2 separate regions of the Homo sapiens genome follow, and region 2 is linked to region 1. Evidence: chromatin loops called from intact Hi-C (ENCODE). Cell type or tissue: endothelial cell of umbilical vein. All regions are shown on one strand. Each heading gives the region's core, and the rest is flanking DNA. Links, peaks and the distances in the headings are about the cores only.

The links. Peaks named below come from ENCODE experiments on the same cell type or tissue, not always from the same donor. Only the 100,000 strongest peaks of a DNase experiment are listed, where the experiment ranks them.
Region 2: a loop joins it to region 1, with 2.3 times the contacts of the local background. A loop is called at or near these places in 2 of 110 quality-filtered maps.

Annotation. Positions count from the first base shown.
Region 1 is chr3:111,911,625-111,923,969 of GRCh38, reverse strand. PHLDB2 (pleckstrin homology like domain family B member 2) reads right to left here. Exons shown (of 18, transcript NM_001134438.2): 3 at 10,268-10,651; 4 at 4,755-4,898; 5 at 3,551-3,688. Among named protein-coding and RNA genes, the nearest start is that of PHLDB2, 59 kb to the right of the region's middle. RefSeq lists enhancers at 3,831-4,391, 3,905-5,104. In endothelial cell of umbilical vein, for the core only: no CTCF peak of the experiment used is centred there; DNase peaks (open chromatin) are centred at 6,479 and 7,869; H3K27ac peaks cover 3,708 bases.
Region 2 is chr3:112,090,918-112,103,262 of GRCh38, reverse strand. C3orf52 (chromosome 3 open reading frame 52) reads right to left here. Exons shown (of 6, transcript NM_024616.3): 2 at 9,774-9,903; 3 at 298-425. Among named protein-coding and RNA genes, the nearest start is that of C3orf52, 11 kb to the right of the region's middle. RefSeq lists an enhancer at 423-1,622. In endothelial cell of umbilical vein, for the core only: no CTCF peak of the experiment used is centred there; a DNase peak (open chromatin) is centred at 5,692; H3K27ac peaks cover 1,064 bases.

The DNA of each region.
Region 1 (12,345 bases), core at 2,843-10,842:
TTGGATGCATAGTCAAGTACAGTGTGATGCAAACCACAGTAATATGGTCTAATTTCTTCTTTTTAATCACATTGGCTGCTGTGAAGAGAATGGATTGAAGGAAAGCAAGTGGAAGTAGACTAAATAAGAGATTTTCATAATAGAGAAGAGAATGCTGTTAGTGGAGATGCAGAGATGTTGAAGCAATCAAGAAACAAGCTGGTAATCAACTGAATGTAGGGATGATAAGGAAAGACGTGTCAAGATCAATTTCCAGGTTTCTGTTGAACATATAGGTGAATAGAGATGCAATCTCCTGGTTGGAAAAACTAGAGGATGGAGGGTGGAGGGTGGAAGGCAAGGGAAAAGATAAGATCAAGAGTTCAGTTATGGGTGTGTTCAATTGGAAATACCCATGAAATATCCAAGTGGGGATGTCAGGTAGGCACAGGATATGAGTCAGAATTCCAAAAAGGGTTATGAACTAGAGAAATCCCTATGATAGTCACCAGCATATACAAGTTATTTGAAGCCATAGCTATAGAAGGACATGAGGGTACAAGAGAACTGAGTTCAGATGAGAGATAAAGAGTGAGAAAGAGGTAAGAGAAATAGATGGAAAACCAGAAGATTGTGGTACACAGAGGCAAACAAAAGGGAGACAGTGAAGAAGCACCAAGAAAAGAGCTGTCCCCTGTACTGAATGCTGCTCGGGAGTCTGATCATGAGGGGACTGAAAAGCACCCAGCAGGCTGGGCACCACTGAGGTCTTTAGTAGTCTTAACAGGAGAGAATCTGATGGAGGAGTAGAGGTCTAAGCCAACTGGAGTGGGAAGAATGTTTAATTGGAAAATGAAGAAAAGGAGACACAGTATACCCAGAAAATTGTTTAATAAGTTTAGCTATGATGAAGAGAAGAGAGATAAGGTAGTAGCTTATCGTTAATCGATAAAGTAGTAATTTATTTTAAAAATAATAATATTGGCATGCTGACAGTAAAGAGAGAGAAACTGACCCCAGGGGGTGAGGGTGCAGAAAGACTGAAGACCTCAAGAAGGTGGGATAGGATGACACCCAGAGCACATCCAAAGGGAGTGGTCTTTGATGGAAGGAGGGAACCCCGCCTTCATTGTGAGAAGATGGGATGCTTCTAATTTCTCTATGGTAAGATGATCTCTGAGCCAGAGGGATGAAAGTTGGCCAGGAGTATGAACAGAGTGTATGAAATAGCTGTGTCATTAAATGGTGGAATAAATTTATTTGAGAAACATAATAATGTTTTTGCCAAGCTGTGTTGAGTCTCTATTTGAGTTTAGTTGTCAAGAATACGTAGTAACATCATCTAGACCAGTCTTTGTTTCCACTTCCCACATCCTCTTCTGGAGTTCCTCACCCCAAGCCAGTTTCTGCCATTTTTCACATGATGTAATGACAGAGAATAATCCTACCTTCTAAGACCAACTAATTCCCTCATAGCTGTATGAGCTGGTCCTATGCGTCAAGCCCCTGTAGTCCCCTCTCCAGTGCATAGCCTCTGTCAAGCCATCAAAACAATATTAGGAAGGATGGAGGTAGCTTCCTTGCTTGTTTCTGCCCGTGTTCCTAGAATTCCACCTGAGAATTCCACCTTGAAAACATAAGATAACTTTCCCTGGGAAGTGAGATTTAACATTGGCTCAACTTGCTTCACTTTTGTGTAGAATCTGATATTAATGAGAAATACACAAATAGAATTTGCAGGCCATGCCATATGTGAGATACACAAAATAAATAACTACATGGATTAGGATGGCAGGAGGGTTCACAGGGAACATGATACCTAATTCCTATGTTGCACGAGTTTTCCAATATGATATACATAGCAATAAAACTACTCTACTATTACTTAATTTAATTAATATTTACTTGATAATAAAATATTAACACAAGACATCTGATGCCTCCAATGAAGGCTTCTTGCAGAATCTTTGAAAAGCATAGCCATTAACTGAATCCTTCAGTACTGCAGACTTAGACAGTCAACTCTTTGACTTCATTTTGGCCTTTTAGGAAAAATACACCCACTACCCAAATACTACTTAAAAGTTTGGGCCGGGCGCGGCGGCTCACGCCTGTAATCCCAGCACTTTGGGAGGCTGAGGTGGGCGGATCACGAGGTCAGGAGATCGAGACCATCCTGGCTAACATGGTGAAACCCCGTCTCTACTGAAAATACAAAAAATTAGCCGGGTGTGGTGGCGGGTGCCTGTAGTCCCAGCTACTTGGGAGGCTGAGGCAGGAGAATGGCTGAACCTGCGAGGCGGAGCTTGCAGTGAGCTGAGATTGCGCCACTGCACTCCAGCCTGGGCGACAGAGTGAGACTCCGTTTCAAAAAAAAAAAAAAAAAGTCTGGGGGCAGAATGAACGTACATAAAATTTAATATGAAAAGCCTGTGCAGTTTAATTCTGACATGCTGGTAACCAAGAAATTGATGTGTAGCATTTAATTTGACTTTATTTCTGACTACCATTTTGAGCTCATTCTCTGGCACCAAGATCAAATGCCCTTATTTATAGGTCTTAAACAAATAAGAGCCTAAAAAGGAAGTCACGTTCAGCAGAAATTCTTTCTACACATTACCACTAGAACTTACTCAAACTAAAAATTTTTTCTTTTTCTCAGCTTAGTGGAGAACATGTTGAGTAAGGAAGAATGTGTTAAAGCTTATTTGCTTTTTCTTTCTCAAATTGGAATTTTATTTTCAGTTTTATTGGAATTTTATTTTTAGTTCTGCTCTAACTAACTCAGAATGGGAGAGGAGAGTAATGTATATTTCCCAGAGGAAAAAAACACATAAACAGACAAACCCAACTACCATCCTGAATTCTAAAATTTGCAAGTGATTTTTCATACTTTCCCTAATAGATATCAGCCACCATTCAGGTTGTGATCCAAAATGTATACACAGAACCTTTTCCAAGATAAGTGTCAACTGTGTTTCACAGATAGCTTTCTCTTGGCAGTGTGTGAGGACTACCCCAAGAAGAAAATTTTAGAAACTCCAATACATTTGTCAAAAAGCAGTGCACTTGCATTGAAAACAATAGCAAGGCAAAGCAGGTGAGATGAGTGGTTCTCATTCATCTGTTTAATAAACAGAAAAATGAAAAGAAATAAAAGAAATGAGGCAACCCTATTTGAATTTGCTTAAGCCATCCCTACAGGGCAGCAGTGGTAAAGAACTTCAGTATACTAAAGAAATTACTTAAAAAACACAATGGAATCAGAAAAGCAGAAAGGCCAATGAAAAAAAGCAAACAAACAACGCACTCATCTCAAGTAGGATAAAGCTGCCAGGAATATCGGCTCACAAATTATATGAACTCTGCTCTCTCAGCATCAGCTGCCCAGTACCTGGCAGTTCTTGGTTTCTGACAATGTATGATCTTAGGATTTTTCTCTAGTGCCACTGCCTCCAGGAACATGACACACAAATCCAAAACCCCAGTAATGCATTCAACATTTAAATTCAATCAACTGGGACCACCACTTTGCCCATAAAAACTGCATTGAAATATAATTTTCTTTTACCTTGGTCTTTTCACCAACAATGTTCTTTTCCAGTTCAGCTATTTTCCGGTTTAGATGATCCAAAATCTCCTTCTCCTTCATAAGTTCAGTTGTTTCAGATTTCTGTTCTCCATCCAAAAGAGCACATTCCATATCCAACTAAGGACACAAACCAAAGCTCAGAAGTGTTTCACCTTTGGGGATATTCTCAACTGACCACCCTAGAGATACATTTGCAACAGCTACAAATTTCCAAAAGTAATACTGTAGCAGCCAGATCGGGTGCCTGAGAACACTCCAGAGAGCCCATGTGAAAGCAAGATTCCCATATAAGCGAGCTAGAGAGCCTAGAATATATTCACTAAAAAAACTAGCTATCTTATCACTTAACTTTTCTACTATAACCCCTCTTCTGCTCACTTCTCAAGGATATTTTGCCTATTTGCTTCAGCTCAAGATCAAGCACAAACCACCATGGGAGCAGCCACGTCTTTCTTTGTCCCTAGAGCATGGGAAGAGAAAGTTACCCAAGCCCAGCATGTGAGCTCTGCATTCCTCGCAATGCTAGCAGGAGGGGCTTCCAGCGTCTCTACGCAAGACAACAGGTGAGCAGTCCCCTAACCACTTAAGGGCCTATTGGTATCATCTGTAAGGACAGACACACAGATCTTCCCTAGGCAGAATTACGTGCCCCTTCTCATGCCATGGGGGTAACATAAAAATGCCACTGTCTTCTATTGTGGTTATGCAATATGTGTTCTCTCTGCTTCCCCCTGGTTTCCAAACCTCTAGAAACCTGGATCGATTTTTGATCCGTGTGTGAATTTCATCATGGTGCCAATGTGATATCCAACTCATAGTAAAGCACGTTCAGAAAACATTTGCTGGATTTGACCTTGAAATCTAAATACAGAGCACCTCAGCTGATAGATCCTCTGTTAGGTCAGGTCAGAAAGCACGTACTAGTTTAAACAAAGTTGGTTGGAGATTCATAAAGTACATTAAAGAGGGCTTAATATGTTTATCTCATCTGGTTGGAAAAAAAAAGAAAGAAAAAAGGAATGTAGAAAAAGGGTATTTTCACTCTATACAGGGAACCCACTGAATAAATGTTTGCTTGTGTTGACGTCTATGTATCTGGCCTCCAAAGCCTATTCCTGAATAAGTAGCAATATTTTTAAGCTGAAGGAAAGAAAGAAAAAAGGGAAGAGGGTAAAAAGTTTACCTCTCTGAAAGACTCATCCATCTGATCATTTATGTCTTTGATTTTTTGCTTAAGTTCCTCGAGGTTGTTCAGAATGACTATCCGGGTTTCTTCCATTGCAGCCAACTCCTGAGATCTCTGTTCTTCACTTATACCCTCTGGGGTCTGCGATTAATCAACACAGAAATGGATTATTCACACCTCAGTTCTAGAATTTCCCAACTTGACTTGTAAACCATCCACAGGTCTAGGGTCTCACAGTCTCCATGCCCATGTAGATTTTAAAAGCATCCCTGCAACTGCACGCTTGGAGCTCTGATGTGTTTTTCCCACATGATGCCATCCTTGGCAGTTAGGCTCTCAGGAGAGTTGAGACAAACCAACTTCAGTTCACCAATTCATATCCTTTTGAAGCTAAAAGAACTAAGAGATTACACAGATAAGAAAGGTGTGGTATATAGAGATTGAGATGACTTCTCCAAGGTTATAGAGAAAGTTCAGCATAACAGAGAACTAGAACTGACAGAAGACTTGTGGCATCTTCCTCGGGATCTCTTGGGCATGATGCTATGGTTATTACAAGCACAATATTCTCTCCCATCTTCCAGGTGAGGACATCTGCAAAAGCCTCTTGAATCTCTAGGCATACTGTTGGGTCTTGCTGCTAGGGTTACCTGCAAATGAGCATTCATGCTTATGTATTTCCTTCTCAACACAAGTTGGAAAAGCAAGGGCACATCACTTTGGGGAGCCATAAAATATTTTAAAACTACACACTCAGTATTAAATTAATTGATGCTTCACTTTTGTGTTAGTGCACTATTTCCTCTCTTTGTCCTATAGACGTTCTTGCTATATAGCATCTAAGACACTCCCTAAAACAGGACACTGGCCACCATTCATAAAATTATTTCATGGAAAAACTGGTTCATCGGCAAGAAATAAGAAAGTCAAGAAACAAGTGAGAGAGTGCATAGTTACACTCCTGAATGGAGCTATGACAGATGGCCAGGGAAGAAGGCAATATTGTAGATCACACACACAGTCAAAATGTGACTGTTTATTCTTCAAGAAGAGAATGGAGTGAATTACAAATAGCTTCTTCTTTCTAGAATTTCTGGTTAGTTATCTTGGATATCACCTGGTAGAGACCAATTTTTCTATATATACTATATGTCAGTATGAATGTATTATTTATTTAAATTATCCCTTTTTGAAAAAGAAGTAATTTTTTTGGATCAGCAAGTCAATAATTATACAGTTTCACAAATGAAAATTGAAAACAGCAGCCCAGTTGAGTAAATTATTGAATATTTGTCACTAATTATTAAAAAAAATCTTCAAATTAACCCCCCAAAAAACCCATTAAGTTGAGTATATTTTACTAGGTTCACTAAATTTATTTGACAATCCTGATAATACATTTAAGAAGCCATCCATCATGTCATATTCTGTATGCTTTATTCATATTTATATTCTTTATTCTTTACTTTGTAGCTTTCTAAAGTGATTCAACGATTCAGCATTTAGTACCTCAGGTTTGTTAGGACAAAGGTAAGCAGCTCTTCCAAGCTTTGACATTTAGCTTTTTAATTGTCATCTTACATGAAATATCTTATCAACTAATAAAACAACTGTTGACCTTTTTATCACAGACAATAAAGCTCATTGTCCTAATACTAAGGTGCCTGTTTTAAGCCATGAGGAATGCCTGTAACAGTGAAATGGCATTCCAGAATCACTGTGAGTAATCCTAGCAGGAAAGCCTCACCAAGGGCGGTATCCTGTTGGGTCAAGATTACATATTAGGTTTCTACTTCCAAAATGGCTTAAAAATATCTCTTTCACAGGTGGAAGCAAGGCATTAAGAAAAATACAAAATAACAGAACAATCTGCAAAACTCTAAACTTTATAAGCAAGTAGGGAGTAAAGATGGTTAATAGTGGGAATCATCTGCATAATTCAAAGTTTTTAGAAAGTTTATCACAGTAGATATATTTAATAATAGACAACTTAAGAGTCTGTTTATAGCAATAAATGCCATCTAGGAAATGTTTGTAGTTTTTTTCTAAGTTATTTATAAGAAGCAAAATCTCCAGGAAGCATTCTAAAACCAAACGCTTTATGATAGAATGGGGTGAGGACAATGTAATCTCATTTATTAACCAAATAAAGAAAACCAATAGAAAGCCAAGGTGTGGTAGCCACTGAGTAGCTTTAAGTTTTACAGTGACAGAGAACATTGTAATTTTAAACATATGCCCTTCATTTTAATTTCTCTGGGAATTTTTTTTTCCAGTAATGGACAGGAATCTACTAACAGTGACATGTTTTAATAAGCACATTACGTGTGTATATGCATCCTCTAATATGTTATCTTTGGGGAAACTTGATCCACACAGGAAAGGGGAGAGATGATAGGGGAAAAGACACTTTCTGCTTGCCCCTTTTTCACAGATTTCTTCTTAAAACCCTTTTTGCAGCCAAAGGAGAGAGGGGTGCAAGGGACTCAAAAGGAGGAAGATGAGCCACTTTCCAGACAACTTTTACCTCAGGGGGTGGTTCACAAAGGCCAACTAAAATTAGCATATTTCCAAAGTCATCTGCATCTGTAAGTGTTACATAAAGCAAGTTCTTGACTGGTAACTCTCAGGTTTTCTAAATATCATTAAGATTGTTCTGTATAGTTAAGTCAACTTACAGTGTTTTTCACATTCCTCTCTTCTCCATTTATCCCTAAATCGATTATTAACATTGTACTTTGTTAGGCAAATAATCCAGTGTGGAAATTAATTGAAGAGAAAGAGCATGCAAAACAAATAGGAAGGTTGTTTTAAAAAGAATTTTCTGTCTGCTGTCTCAAGGTAATATATGTCCACCTTCAGAAAGTAATAAGTAAAAAAATGTGTTTCTTGGAATCCATCAGCTCTGCTCACTTGTACTCTTTCTACACTGCTGTCTGGTAACCTGGGTGTCCTTGATGTTTCCTGCCTCTAAAGGATGCAGAGTCTTACCTCTCTTGCAACAACAGATGCTGCACTAAGCTTCAGAGGCCTCCTATTCCACAATTACACGCTTGAGCAATTAAAAACATCTGCCAAGATCTGCTCGTGTACGCACCAACAGCATTCTTGTCATAGCCCTCTCCAGGAGGAAACCTGTCTCCCAAAAGATAGTCTTTAGAGACAGCACACAGCTTAATGTTTTTAACAAAAAACTGGCAGATCTCCATAAAGGAAGATATGTGAAAAGATTTAAGATCAAAAGGAAGCAAAGGGTTTCTAAGGAAGCCCAATGGCTGATGACAACAGCTCAACTTTTCAAGTGATGGGTCATTTACTGTGCCTGAACAACAACTTTTGATTCCCCCTGCCCCTACTTTCTTCCCTATCCTGGTTTCTAATCATTGCAACTCTCTGCCCACAGAAACAGATGTCCTGTTCAGAATTAGTCTCCATTGAGAATTAGTAAGGTAAACATGGTCACTATAGCAAAAAGAAGGGATGGGTAGGGCTCAGTGGCGCACCCTTGTCATCCCAGCACTTTGGGAGGCCGAGGCAGGCAGATCACTTGAGGTCAGGAGTTCGAGACTGGCCTAGCCAACAGGGTGAAACCTTGTCTCTACTAAAAATACAAAAATTAGCCAGGCATGGTGGCGTGTGCCTGTAGTCACCGCTACTCGGGAGGCTGAGGCAGGAGATTCGCTTGAACCCGGAAGGCAGAGGTTGCAGTGAGCCTAGATTGCACCACTGCACTCCAGCCTGGGTGACAGAGCAAGACTCTGTCTCAAAAAAAAAGAAAGAAAGAAAAAAGAAGGGATTGATGTCCAACATGTATTCAACAGTCCGAAGTCCTGATGTGTATCATGGAAAAACTCACTAGGTAGATAATGATTTCTGACTAGGAACATTCAGTGTAAAAGTCTTGCTGTAGCTAAACAAACACGCAAACTCCCCTGAATAATGCCCATGTGATAAATTACTGCCAGAATTTAGTACCATGACAATATCTTCCTCTTAAAGAGTCAATGTGTCCTTCTCTTATAACAAAAGATTAACTAAAGAATCTCACAGTTGAACTTAATAGTAAGCATCAATTAAGCAAATCAATACATTAATCCTACTTATTCCTAAATAAGTAAATCTACCTTGTGAATATCATATCTGCTTTTTCCTCCTATTTACTATTTTTGTTATTCTAATTTTAGTCCAATAAAATTTATATCTTTCATTGTAAGCTCCTTCAAATCATTTTTGGAGAAATTTAAAACCTAAATTGTTGTAGAAAAAAATTCTTAACCTGTGTGAAAAAAACGTAATAACAAAAGATTTTGGGGTTCTAAGTCCTGTACAAAAAGAAAAAGAAAAAAAAATTTAAAAGATTTTTCCTTAAACTCCATTTAACAAATCCTCAAAAGGATGACAATTTTAAACCAACATACAACCAGAAGACTAAATAGTACTTATGAGTACCAATAAATCTTAAACTCCTATATGCCGAAAAAATACAAATAAAGTCAAAATAAAGACTAGTTATGATAAAAGGCTCATCTGCTTACCACAAACAGCTCTTACTACTCAGTAAAACACAAGAAAAATAAAACAATTAAAAAAATGGGTGAAGAACATGAATAAGTGGGTCAAAAAATACAAATAATAACTAAAAATATGGAAAGATCCCCAACTTGATGTATAATTAAAGAAAAGCAAATTAAACTTCTATCAATTTGGCTAATTGAAAAATTTTGACAATATGCAACCTTGGCAAGTGTATGGAGAACACTTGTGTTTATATGCACATATAAACTTAGTCAAAGTGTCACCTGGATATATAGACTCTTTTTTTAATATGGTCTTTTAGAAGTACGATTTGGAAATATTGAGTAAAGTGAAAAATACACAAACTCTTTGACCCAGCAATTCCACTTTTAGTAAGTGATCCCACAGACACATTTGCAGAATTGTGCAAATATATATATGCTACAATATTTGCGCATATGGATTTTATTAGCAAAAAAAAAAAAACCCTGAAAATAAACGGTAGTTGCAAACAAAAGAAGAGCAATTGGTCATTAAAAAGAATGAGGTAGAGCTATGTATACTAATATGCAAAGATACCCAAGGCATTTAGTGAGGGAAAAAAAGTACAGAACACTATGTGTGTGTCTGTCTGTCTATGCCTATAACAGATAGCCATATATACACAGAAAATATTAGGAAGGCAGGTAAGACAATTTTAGCACCAGTTTTACACCTGCTTATCACTCAGGTGTACAACCTGAAAGGGTGCAGGGAGAAGAGAAATGTGCTTTCTTTCTACTCTTCTGTGCTGCTACAATTTTTACAGTGCAAATTTGTTACTTTACAGTAAACACCCTAATTTGCTGCACCTCGCTCAGCTAATGACCTCTTAAATTGAAATTTCACTGAAAACATCCTGGATAATTAGCATGATAAAATCATCAGTTTTCATGCCAAAGCATATGCACAGCCCTAGACCTTAAATCCTAGTATCTTTGCTGGGCCAACATTACCTTTGGTAGGATACTTAGATAAGAGGACTCGCTGGAAGCTTTCGGAAAGGTGGAGGATGGTGGTGGAGGAGTCCGGGTGAGGTCACTGAGTAGTTCATCATTCCTGGTGCTCCTGGGGGTAAAGAAGCTGGCACTGCTCTGACTGAGACTCCCACAGCTTGCCAAGTCTGCATCAGGGAGGGAGTCTTTCCGGTGGCACCTGTATCTTGTGTCAGGGCTCATGAGGGCTTCCTCAAACACAGACTCCTCATCAGAGAGCTGCAGCTTCTCAAGCTCCTTGTTGATTTTCTGCACATCTTCCACGGTGGTCCCAGTAGATAAGCGACTGTCAGGCTTTGTGTATTCAGCACAGAGACTGAGGATGGTCTCCAGACGCTGTCTCTCCTGGAACACAGGGAGGAGGGGGAGGTCAGTGGGTTTGTGAGAATGAATACTACTCCAAATAAAAAGACTGAAGAGGCTGGGACAACTGGTGCTTGCATTCCATACATAAACCCACAAACACTTGGCTGGTGATGATTTTCATAATCTTTGACGGATGCATTTAAAGATCCAGGTGAAATGGGGTTTAACAATGCCCAACTTTCCTCCCAAACTCAATTCTGGCTTCTACTCTCTCCCCTTTATTGGTATATCACAGGGCTGGCCCTAGCACACATCAGCACTCAGTAAGCCTTTTCATAACTTATAAATTCTCCAAGGTTTCTGAAGGGTGGGGTTAGGGAGAAAGACAAGGTCTTACTCTGTCCCAAAGGCTGGAGTGCAGTGGCACAATCATAGCTCACTTTATTTAACTCCTGGGGTCCAGTGATCCTCCTGCCTCAGCCTCCCAAAAGTTGCTGAGATTACAGGCACATGCCATTGCACCAAATTCATTTTTTTTAAACCTCCATTTCCTATCTATCCTCCTTCCCAGGCTCTACTTATCTACCTTCAACAATATCTAGCTTTTTCATCACTACTGACTTAATACTTGTGCTTAAAACTAATTCTCTAACTTCCTAAATATTATCCTACTGTTAGACTATGTGCTAGACACACAAAGAGAAAAACAGCTACTTACTGAATCTTTTAATTTAAAAGACCTATGTCTTCAATTTTTTTTTCTTGAAAATTTTGAAAATTTTCTAAACTTTTTAATGCCTGGTCACCATATAAAGGTCTTTCTCTACTAATTTCTTATATAATTAAAATTATAAAAGAGATAGAATGTTGCACTAAAATGAAGAACATTTCACATGAAGTCCAGATACACACCGATGTAACTCAAATTCATAGGTCATTAAATCTTTGATTAATTTAGCTAGAAAATAAAATTTATTTGTTAAAAATCAATACATAGGCCATTGATATCTATAAGAGTACTGCAATCTTACCAGACTCCCCATGCAACAGGCAGATATCTATGATTTTGAACTTTAAGTAGGTTAATTATACAGTTTGTGAGCAACAGGATATAATTTACAAAATGCTTCTCTGCTTCTCATAAACCTAGACAGCATTGCTTGAGGTAGGAAATCTCAACATCTTTACCTTTCATGTTAATTCCAAGGCCAAAGTGAAAAAAGAACTAAAAACAAAAACCATCTATTGTGATCACATTTACCACACTGAGAAGAGGCTTCACACGCTCTCCATAGAAAAACATTTTCCAAACTGCTTATCAGCAATAAAGCAGAAAAATATTAAGCATCACTGGACTGCTGTTCTCATTTCAATTGCAGCTAATTTGTAAAGACAAACTTTACAAGACAATTAGCTCTTTATTAGTTGATGCTATTAACAAGTAGAAAAGTCAAATAGGAACAGACCAACATAACTCCTTAGGTTCCATTAAATACATTACTCAAATGACAAGACAGATATTTAAGGTGTATCTGACTTACATTTGCCCTCTAAAGTAATCCCCCAACAAAAAAAACAAAAGAGCAATAGCTTGATCAAAAGGACTAATAAACTAGTTCCTACAAGCTCGCACCTCCCTTTCACTGCCTGAACTTCTGGACTCCAGCTGCAGCTCCGTCCTCATGGCCTCTTCCCACGGCAGGCACTCATAGCTACACACTCTCATCTTGGGC
Region 2 (12,345 bases), core at 2,117-10,116, 180 kb before region 1:
CCCAATAGTTACTTTTTTTCCTGCTCCTCTCCCTCTTCCCACCCTCCGCCCTTAAGTAGGCCCCAGTGTCTGTTCCTCTCTTCGTGTCCATGTGTTCTCATCATTTAGCTCCCACTTGTAAGTGAGAACATGTGGTATTTGGTCATAAAATATATTTATAAGCATCATTTTCTGCTAAAATCCAGACAAAGAATCCAAAATTGAAGCTACTTACTCTATAGCTCTATGCCAATTATTCTAGCAAAATTCATATTCTAATGTCAAGAACTCCTTAGGCAATATATAAGATGGAATTACCCTTTCGGTGAGCAGGTGAGGCAATTCCTCTTCAGCAACACACTCCTCTGGAATCTTCAGCATGATGAAGAATGTTTTGTTTGATGATAATTCAAGTATTTCATTTTCATCTTCATCAACATAAGTTACTAAAGAAAGTAGGGGAGGTGGAAATGAAAAACAAAAGTAAACACCTGCATATAATAATAAACTTATTTATTCCATTGACTGCCATACTTAAACATAACTATGAGCATCAAGGGTAAAGGCTGAACACAGCAAGCAAGTGTAAGCAGAAATGCTTTCTCCACTCAGCAAAATTGAGTAAAATACAGGGGTTTGCCTCTATCAAAATAAAAAGTTTGTTTTATGGCAAAGGGGTCTCAGATTCCACTGAATACAGACTGGGGAAAGGGCCCAAGGGAGTAGGAAGAATATGAACTTCCTTATTAGACTAAACCTGCAGCTTAGCTAGGTACACAGGTGTCAAGGCAGGTACTGGGAGACGGTGGGGGTGGCTAAACTACACTCAGAGCCCCAGGGTGTGCAGGAATTGTTCAGGTCAATGAATTAGCATGTATTAGGGTCAAGGTATATTTATAGACTCAGATTCCGAAATCATTTACATTTTATAAATGGGAAAACAGACCCAGAGGGTTGACGAGTTTGCCTAAAACAATGAGTGATGAAGGACAGGAAGTGGGAGCAAGTAACTGCATTGACTCACCTCCCAATTCTGTGCTGGCAAAGACCACCATGAAGAAGTGACATCATCGACTCAAACAACAGAGGTGACTAGAAAATGAGCATGCGAGTCCATGTCTTGAAGTCTCCCCAGGAAGACAGAGGATGAGCATGAAGTCATCACTCTAGACTATGTCTCACAGGACAGGTATGTTGACATGCTCTGCTTGCAGAAGGGAAGCTAAACTATATTCAGAGCCCCAGGGTGTGCAGGAATTACATTCCTGGGACAATTAGTTATGTATTGCTGCTTGTGTTTAATGACTGCCATCTAATTGATTTTTAAGTAGTTGGAACTAAAGGAAAATCACACAAAGTGAGGAGCCAGGCGCCAGAAGCTAGCACTACTGTGCTAATTATGCTCCCCTGGCTCCACAACAGCCTCACCAGCTGGTCCCACACAGGAGACTACCTCTCTGGCCCTGAGAAAGGCGTAGGTGGGAGGAACCAGGTGCTTATATTGCCATAGACTTTAAGACCATAGTGGAATAAATTCAGTGTTTGAGATGGAAGGACAGGTAAAAAGGAGGAAGATTCCTGGTATTCCGGTTACTTATTCTGTGATGACATCTGGAAATACGAGGCATTACGAGCAAGGAATGTGCAGAAAAGAGTTAATATAGCAGGCCTGAGATTGCTAGCATAAGAAAGGCCTCCTCAAAATTGGTCCTGGCTGGTGTCTGAGAACCTGGATTTTCCCCTGATGAGAGGGGCTCACTGTGCCTCAACTGTTTGTACAATGTGGCTAACATCTCCTTTCCTTCTGGGAGTCTGGATTTTTAGTGCATAGTAGGCAGAGGCTACGTATATGACCAAGCCCCAGTGAAAACCCCGGGTACTGAATCTCCAATAAGCTTCCCTAGTAGATGAGATCTCACATGTGTTGTCACAGCCTATCGCTGGAGGAATTAAACAAGTCTGGTGCAACTCCACTGAGAGAGGACACTTGAAAGCTTGCTCCTGGTTTTCTCTGGATTTTGCTGTAATTAATCATTTGATGTAATGTATCCTTTTGCTGTAATAGATCATAGTGATCAGTAGGACTGCATGCTGAGTCCTGTGTATCCTCCTAGCAAATTGTTGAATCTAGGAGTAATCTTGGGGACCCCCAAACGTAGGGAATTATCCCTGCGTCCTTAATTGTTATAAGTCATGACATTATGTTGTATGATTTAAAAAAAAAGTTACGCCTTCATAGCAAAAAATTTTGCAAAGTGCAGGAAATTGTAACAAAGCAAAGAAAAAAATACGAATAATCTTGCAATCAAGAGGGTTTTTTCCTCCTATACTTGATATTATATATTTAAGGTCCTAACAAATAGGTAATTTATATCCTGCTTTTTGTTGTTTGCTGCCATTATTGCTTACTTATCCTGATTGTTCTGTTGTAAACATATCAAAAGCCATTTCCCATGTGCTTAAAATTCCTTGCAAAGATTATTTCAATGGCTTCATAATGTTCATAATAGGCTCACCTATTTTCTTAAATATGACATTTATCATTTTTAGCTTTCTACTTCTATAAATAATATTTCAATGGGTATCTTTGAGCTCTATACCCACCATGTAGATTTCCATAATAGATATCAATGCCTCAGAAAACAATAGGGGATGCCAAGAGGATAGATACAAGGTTCAAATAACTGCTAAACTCAAGGACACTGAGAAGAGATGCCAAGTGTGAAAACAGGCCTCCCATAATAGCTCTGACACATATTTAATGTGTATCATTCAAATCATGAATCTGTACCAAGACCTATCTAAATAGTTGTGTGTGTCAAAATAATAACAATAGTAACAACGACAGGCTTACTCAGTCAGGAGAGTTTTTATGTCACTAATGAGATAATCTGGGCTATACTTATTCGTGTAGAAAAAACATATTTTTAAAAATCACAAAAACATGTGTTGTATGTTGAAGGAACATGAAAACAGTTCTTTGGCTAGAATATAAGAAATTAAGCTAGAGAGAGAGCCCTTAAACGCCAGATACCTTCAAGGGGTAATGGAGTGTTGTTAAACATCGCCCACGAAGAAAGTAGAGGCTGGTGTTTAATGGAGGTTAATCGGGTGGTCATGGATGGGATAAATGAAACGAGGAGAGATGAGGCAGAGAGGCCAACAGGCACAAGTTTGGAACAGACTGATTTGACTGACAGCAGAAGGAACAAAAAGAAAAAATTAATGAGAAAGCCCAGGATAGTAGAAACAGAGCTGGCTTTAAAGGCAGCCAGACTCAGTCTGAACTCCTGTTGGCTATTTGTTAGCCAGGTGACCTTGAGCAAGTCACTTAAATCTCTGAAGCTACTTCTCCAACAGAAATATCAACACCTACAATGTAGGTGATAGTAAAGATGAAAACCAACATGCATAAAGTATCCTGCATGGTGCCTTGTAGTAAGTGGGAAAGTTGCTATCAAGACACTACCAAGGAATAACTGGTAAGATTTGGCCATTATCTAGATATGAGAAAGAAGAAATCAAAAAGGTTTCCAAGATATCAAGCCCAGGAACAGGAAGAATAATAGCTACTGTATTAAGTATGACGTGCAAACATTCTACTATGCACCTTATGAATATATTTTCCTCACATAATCCTCACATTAACCCAATGAGTTAAATATTGTTGTTTTCATTTTTAAATGAAGACACTGAGGCTTAGAGAAAATGCATAATTTGTTCAGGTCAATGAATTAGCATGTATTAGGGTCAAGGTATATTTATAGACTCAGATTCCGAAATCCTTTACATTTTATAAATGGGAAAACAGGCCCAGAGGCTTGACAAGTTTGCCTAAAGTTACACAATTGGATAGTAGCAGAACTAAAATAAACTTGGTCTTATATAAAGGGTGAGTGAATGGGGAAAAGATGAACAAATTGGGATGAAGGATATGTTATGGTCTGAATGTTTGTGTCTCCCCGAAAAATGCATATGTTGAAATCTAACCACCAATGTGAGCGTGTATTAGTCCATTCTCACACTGCTATAAAGAACTACCTGAGACTGGGCAATTTATGAAGAAAAGAGGTTTAATTGTCTTACAGTTCTGCGGGCTTAACAGGAAGCAAGGATGGGAGCCCTCAGGAAACTTACAATTATAGCAGAAGGCTCAGGGGAAACAAGCATGTCTTACCATGGGGGAGCAGGAGAGAGAGAGAAAGAGCAAACAACAAAGAGCCACACACTTTTAAACCATCAGATCTCATGAGAATTCACACACTATCATGAGAATAGCAAAGGGGAAATCTACCCCCATGATCCAATCACCTCCCACCAGGCCCCTCTTATCATTCAACATGAGATTTGGGCAGGGACACAAATCCAAACAATATCAGATGGTCTTAGAGGGTGGGGCCTTTGGGAGGTGATTAGATCATGAGGGGAGAGCACTTTTGAATGGTATTAGTGCCCTTATAAAAGAGGCCCAGAAAGCTGCCTTTCCCCTTATACCATAGAAGATATAGCTAGAAGGCATGATCTACGAAATAAAAAGTGTGCCCTCACCAGACAGCAAATGTGTGCTGACACTTTGATCTTGGAGTTCCCAGCCTCCAGAACTGTAAGCAATAAATTTCTGTTATGTATAAGCTACCTAGTTTATGATATTCTGTTATAGTAGCCCAAGCAGACTAAAATAGCATACAAACAAATGGTAGTTTCACATGTATAATAATTGAGATGATGACAGTTATTTTTAGATAAATATCTCTAGCCAAGAGTACTTCCAAAACTCAGGAAAATTGTACAGATGTAGATCTAGGAGTCACCTTCTTGGAGGCATGGCTGCTGTCCTGGGAGTGAATGAGCTCTCCAAGAAAAAGAATGAAGAATGTGAAAAGTCACGAAGCTGAAGAGAAGCCTCATGAACCCACAATGCAGATGCCAAGAGCAAAAATAGCAAAATCAACCTAAAGTCCAGGAGTTCTATAGACTCAGAAGAGTATAATGAAGTTGGCAGAGCTAAAAGCTGACAATAAGGCAGGAGACAGAGAAATGTTGGCTTCCACGATCAGACAATTGCTAGTAATCTTGGGAAGAAAAATTGGGAACCAATAGATACAAGAGGTTTGGGAGTCTGCAGGAGGCAAGATTCAAATGCAGACCTTTCTTTCTGGAAGTGTGCCAGTGAAAGAAGGGAGAGAAAAACACATATCTAAATGAAGTAGCAAGAATCCTGATGGAAGATTGCTTTGAAGGAGAGAGGATGCTAGTGCATTTGAAGAGTTAACCCATTTATACCTGAGGTTGAACTTTTCGAATTTTTGCATTCAGACTTTGGTGATGACCTTGAGCAGTAAGATATAAATAACTTCTACATGATTAGCATTCCAATAATGGAACACTAGGCATAAATTAAGAAGAACCTGAGGATGCTTAGAGAGAGGAGGAGATATCTGAAGATCTCTGGGTCAGAGGAAGCTGAAAGATATTATATGGAGACCACAGGTAAGGGTGTCCATCTTGGTAGAGAAACATCAGCGATTTGAAGAAAAGATAAACAGGTGAAAATGGAAAGAAATTTCAAGGTACTGGGTCTAGCACTGCTCTCATGTTCCTGCCCCAAAGGACCTTGGCAGCTTATAGCTTGTTAATGCTGTCTGCCTAGGATTTTCCCATGAGTCACCCTACACCAGGGAGCATTACCCTGTGAAAACTGTCAGTCTGCCAGAACCACATGACATCATAAAATGTAGCTCTTATTCACAACTGAAAGGCAAACAAATCCACTCAACACAACGTCACTTAGGAAGTCGTTGCTTATATCTCAGTACCACAGCGTTCCTACTCATAAAAGGTGTATAAATTAAGAGATTAGGGTCAGGCAAGAATCTGGGGTATAATGTTGGGGGATATCACATGAGGGTCTCCAGGATGTTATCAATTTAAATCATGTTTCTAAGCATCCACCTACTTGTCACAGTTTTGTTTTTGAAATATTTAAAATATTTTGCCCCAACCAAAACTTCATTAGTAAAGTGTTATTCAGGGTCTCACCTCTCCATGACTAGGGTGAATTATTGAAGAAAGGAGAACCCTTGAGAACACTCAACTGATCCTCCAAATTATCCAGAAAGAAAATGACTTTGAGAAAAAGATGAAGGCTTTTGTTTCTGTACCTTTCAAATCAAGAAATTTATAATTCCTTATGAGGAAGGAAAGAATCCATTAATACCTTTTCCCTAAAGAGTCTCAAATAACAGAATTCCCTGGGTTCCACTCATAAAAATGGACATTAAAAAAATTTCCATGTCGATTGTGAGTCTGGTGGACAGGTAGCCTCTTTTCCCTAGCACATACAAAGCCCCTACTCAGTGCTTTAAGCTAAGCCATGATCCTGAATTTGTCATTCTTCAATGGCATACAAGGGAAGAGTAGTGGGCAAGCCCAACCCATGTACAGGCAATGAAGGCTGCACAGTCTGTAGAGAATGAGCAGCAATAATAAAACCTACTACAAGTTGGTCTGCTTTTATTATCACCACATGCTGACAATTCTTAATTCGAGTGAAAAAATATAACTCCCCACTGGACACCCTGCCCTGGGTACCCAGGTGTCCCCTCCCCAACTTTCTGTTCTGAGATGCTTTCACTGTCCCATTTTATGTCCACCCCAACTGCACAGTTTTGAAGGCTAAAGAAATTCCGTCTTAGTTATTATTTCACTGTATTAACTTCTGATTAATCCCAGCTCTGGAAATGCCTCTAAGATTTCTATTTCATCTACTGTTGCATGTATAAGAGCACATACTTACCATAAATCTCACCCTCAGGTCTAAACAACCTTAACGTTATCTACATGCCATAAATCTTGCCCTTATGCAATTATAAAACACATCCCTTCTGAAGCATGCATACCCTTTTTCTGTGGTATTTAAGCCCTGGGCCTTTGGGGTAATGGTGCAGGAATGCACCATCTCCTCTCACTGCTGCCCAACGCATGGCTTCTGTTCCTAAAACCCTGTTAAATGTTTCTTTCTGAGTAACTGGATTTGTCAGTTTTTCTTTAGCCTCTCAGCTTCCTCAGCCTTTCTGGGTAGTTTTGCAAAGACCTGCCTACTGAAGAACAAAAGTTAACACTTCCGCCTCCAAGCTTCAGTCTGAAGACTACAGAGCCTTGAGACAGGAGATTAAGGGGTCTAGAGAAGGGTAAGCAGGCAATGAATGGCAAATATAGTTCCTGAGGAACCTTAGTCACCCAGTAAATCCAGACAGCCACAGGCACAGCCCTTGACTCTCCCAACAGTGTTTTTATCCCCAGACAACATTTCCCATGCAGTACTTGAAAGTTCCACAAATATCTGATTCATATTAATGGGCTTGGCAATTAGGAAGTGGCTGATTATTGAAGATCATCCCCAAAAAATGCCTACGGAACTGCTCTAGGTGAGGCTGGGACTGTCACAGAAGGGAGCCCCTGCCCCACCCCTTTTAACCTACTGTATCTCCCCCCACCCCCACGTCTAACATGACTCTCCCCACAGGATCAAATACCTAAGAGCTGAGATGCCAAGTAAAATACAAGTATTTCCTTGATTTAAAAAGTAGTTTGAAAAAATCTCTCTTACAGCATTGACATGTTCGAACACAAATTTACAGTTAAATTAAAAATAAAGTTTGCACTACAAGTGTTAAAAAAATTCTTCCCTGAATATTATCCCATAACCTTTTACATCTCCAGAAAAACTGTGGAAGGAAGTGAAATACCTTCCTCTTGCAGACTGCTCTTTGTGAGGTGAAGAGGTTAGATGACTTTTTGAGAATGGAAGACAGATCCTGGGTCTTGCGCTTTAGAATCCTGAATATTAAACCATCTAGATCTCTTGAATCATCCTTTATGATAGGCCCCAGATGCCAACAGGATCCAAATATCAACTTCTAGGATAGCACCAACTAGTTATGTCAGGACAAGATTGTGCTACTCAACCTCATTTTCAACATCCATGTGTTGGAATTGATATGAATAGGAAGTATGGCAATGCTCACACCAAAACTATTGTCCTCAGCATGACGGAGGAGGTGCAGCACACTTCATTAGCTTTTTCCTACCTTAACACCAGCTTATATCCTCAAACAGTCATCCAACACACCTGAACAATGCCCTAAGTAAATACGTAGATATGGTGCCTGGCCAGGAAACTTATGTGCTGGAGGTTGGCTGATGTCATCAAAGTTTTCCTATTCCTTCAGGAATTACAAAACTCTAAGACAGGAAATTAAGGGGTTGGGAGAAGGGGAAACAAGCGGTAAATGGAAAATGTAGTTTCTGAGGAAAATTCCTGAGAACTCCCTCTGGAGAGACTGGGGAGTTACCCCTTCTTCTTCTCATTCTATGACTGGGTTTGTAACTGGGAGCTGGACTCAACCCATGCCGCATGAAGGCTGGATCATGCTCGGGAGTATCCCAGCCTCAGTCGAGCCCCTCTCTACCATCACCCCCACATATAAATAAAAACAATTTTCTTCTTTCCCATTTTGAATTGAAATGATTGTCCACTGGAGGATGTAAAAACTTTAACGAATACTAATAATCATTAAAAAATTGGTAACTACCTAAAGAACTTTAAATGATGTGGAAGACTGTATCATGCAAATCATAAAAATAATAATGTTCACAAATAATTTTTAATGACTTGGCAAAATGATCTAAACATAATATCAAAATCCTAAAGGTAGTCCACAAGACTATAAAGAAATCTAATCTCAAATTATTTTAGAAATGCAACTAAACAAAAGACTAGAAGAAAATATGACCAAATATTAATATTACAGATGGGTTTTATGGGTAACTGAACATATATCATTTTTCAATCAAAATAAGCAACAACATGAAATAATATATGGAATAGATGTAGTCATATATAGTTAGCATTCTATACATTTTTTGTTTTATACACACATACAACACTAATAAAATAAACAGTCATTTCTAAAACAAGTTAAAATTGGGCCAAGCATGGTGGCTCATGCCTCTAATCCCAGCAATTTGGGAGGCCAAGGCAGGCAGATCACTTGAGGTCAGGAGTTCAAGACCAACCCGGACAACATGGCAAAACCCCGTCTCTACTAAAAATACAAAAATTAGCTGGGCGTGGTGGCACATGCCTATAATTCCAGCTATTTCGGAGGCTGAGGCATGAGAATTCCTTGAACTTGGGAGGCAGAGGTTGCAGCGAGCCAAAGTCGTGCCACTGCACTCTAGCCTGGGTGACAGAGTAAGACTTTCTCTCAAAAAAAAAAATAAATAAATACAATAAGTTAAAATAATGACAGCTTATGGACACATGGTTCTTCAAAGTTTTTTAAAACTCTTTCAAATACATTATTTATTATTTTATCATCATAGTAATATATCAGACACACCAGATGAAGTATAATTATTTTTAGCAAACAAATGAAAAGAAAAAGAATTCAAATCAACAGGTATCAGGATATAAATAAAATATAAATCAGTGTTTAAGTAAGTTGAAACATTAAGAAACCTCTTCAAGATCCAATGAGCAGAGTTTAAAGTAAAACACTGGTTTCTATATTTCTTCTGGAGCTTATAAAACAACAAAATACAACAACAACAGAAAACAAAAACACAAGAATCAGGCATATCTCCCACCCATACAATATATTCCAAGCCGGTCTTAAATTCACATTATAAATAATGAAATGGCTATGAGTACATCTTCCATTTCAGTGTAAGTCACAAGCCTTAAGTAAGTTCTTAAAATGTGTTATTTATTCACATCTAAATCCTCTTACCTGCAGCAAGACATAAGCCTATGATGATCACTGTAATGACACCTAGGAAAATGGAGGTGATGATCATCCACAGTTTGCATCTTCCAACCACATTCTTATTACAGGAGCTCCAGGGGCTTTCCTTGTTAGCCTAGAAAGGCAGAGGGAGATTGTGAGGCAGTCATTGTGTTGCAACAGACAGTTCTGAATACCTAGGATGTGCCAGAGACACAGAAATGAAGGCAGCAAGACCCTGACCTTAGGGCAACACTCTACTGAATCAAGTTTTCAAAAAGAGAGATCAGAGGCAGAACAGAACCTCATCAAGAAGTTAGCAAGAAAATCCTCTGGGGGCTCTGAAGTGGGGAGGATAGGCAGGATTTTGAAAGATGGATTTTTGAAGGCATTCCAAACCCAGGAAAGAGCATCCAAAGTGTGGATTCGTAATGGAACCGGCCAGCAGACTAGCCTGCCGACTGGAATGTGGGTTTCAGAGGCAAATAATGAAAGTTAAGATTAGAGAGAGTGAAAGGCTGGGAGCACACTCAGAGGGTGTTGATAGCTGTCCCAGAATAGATTGGACTTAATTGGGTGTGCACTGGAAACTTGAAGGTTTTGAAACACCAGAGCCGAGTTGAAAATTAAGGGAAAATCATGTGTGGTTTAGAGTGGAAACACCAAGAAAAAGCTACAAGGCTACTGCTGTGGCCTAGGTTCTATGTAAAAAAGGGTTGGGAAGGGAAATGAAAGGACAGCTGCAAGAGACAACAGGAAATAAGCTGCAAAGCTGGAGTGAGAAGGCTGGAGTGAGGCAGAGGAGGGGTCAATGAAAACAAGTACAACTGCTATGGTTTATTGAGCACCAGCGTCATTTCACTTAACCCTAACAGCCCTTCAGGGTGTGCACTAGTCCATTTCAAAGACGCAATTCAGAGAGATGAGCCAGAACCAATCCCTGCTGTGTGTCTCCACAAAGCTCTCCAACTTTCCCTTTTGTCCACATCACTGTGCAGAGCTCCGGTTTATGAGGGTGTCACAGAGGGGCCCCCACCTTACCCTATATGGTCCCATGACTCTTCTCCTACTTCCCACTCCACCATTAGATAATTCTTTCATGGAGACCATGGGAAACAACAGAATACAATGGGGAAAAAATGTGTCTGTATCTAACACACTTGGATTCCAAACCAAGATATACCACTTAAAGGCAAGGTGGCTTTAAGCAAGCTACTGAAACTCATAGGCCCCAAAGTCCTCAGCTTTAAAATATATAAATAGTAAATTAGCTCACAGGACTGTTGCAAAAACTAGAGATAATGGACACAAAGCATCTGCTAAACAATTATTGGGAGTTCGGCCAAAGGGTGCAACTGCGCCTCAGTCATTCCTCAGCGTTCACCATCCCACAAAGCAGCAGCCGGCACTCGAGGAGACTCGCTCCTGACCGACACCTGGCCACCTGGCCTGCTTTCTCTCCCATTCTTTTTTTTTTTTTTCTTTTTTTCTTGAGATGGAGTCTCGCTCTGTCGCCCAGGCTGGAGTGCAGCAGCACGATCTCCGCTCACTGCAAGCTCCGCCTCCCGGGTTCACGCCATTCTCCTGCCTCAGCCTCCCGAGTAGCTGGGACTACAGGCGCCCGCCACCACGCCCGGCTAATTTTTTGTATATTTAGTAGAGACGGGGTTTCACTGTGTTAGCCAGGATGGTCTCGATCTCCTGACCTCGTGATCCTCCCGCCTCAACCTCCCAAAGTGCTGGGATTACAGGCATGAGCCACCGCGACTGGCCTTCTCTGCCATTCTTATTTTGGTGCTGGCCATCAGAAAACGAATCGGTCAGTCCACACTTGGACTGTATTTCCAACCTTCTCAATTAGAGGTGCCCAAGCCTGGCTGCACATCAGAATCACTGGGTAAGGATTTTAACTGACACATACCTAGGCCCCACCTGCACCTAGTGGACCAGATTGTAAGGGAGGTGGGAGGAGGCCATGGCAGACCTCTGGTCTGAGGCCTCCCACCTTTCGGGAGTTAGGTCAAATCTCCCCTTTGGTGGAAGCCTCCCTCCCCACCTGCCCTTAGTGAGATCTTCCAATACCTGAGCTGTCCACATAGCCCATCTGCTGTTGCCACTGACTGCCCTGTCCGGTTTCAGGTTCAAAAACAAACAGAGCCTGGCCTTATCTTCCTGCGTAAACTGAAACCACATAGAGGAGGGGTGCTCTTAAACTGCCCTGTTCTTATATTCCACACCTGTGCCTTCTACAAGTAATATACATTTAACGATTGTGGGCTGTTTAGTTGTAGAGGCCTCCCAGAAATTTTAAGAATGGACTTTGAGAAAATCTAGATGAGGGGACAAATGTTGGATTTCCCAAGTGCACTTTACACTGACTCTGAGGCCTAGCCTGTCAGAGGTGCGAGGGGAGCACTTAAAGGCCCTAGGGATATCTTGACAGAGGAAATCCCTCTTGAGTTAAGTGCATTTCTGGAATCCAGGGATAGGGTCACCTCTCATCCCCACTCAAAACCTGCAGAACTGCTTCAAAGCCAGGGGAAGCCACACGGGAAAAAGACATCCCAGTACAAAGAAT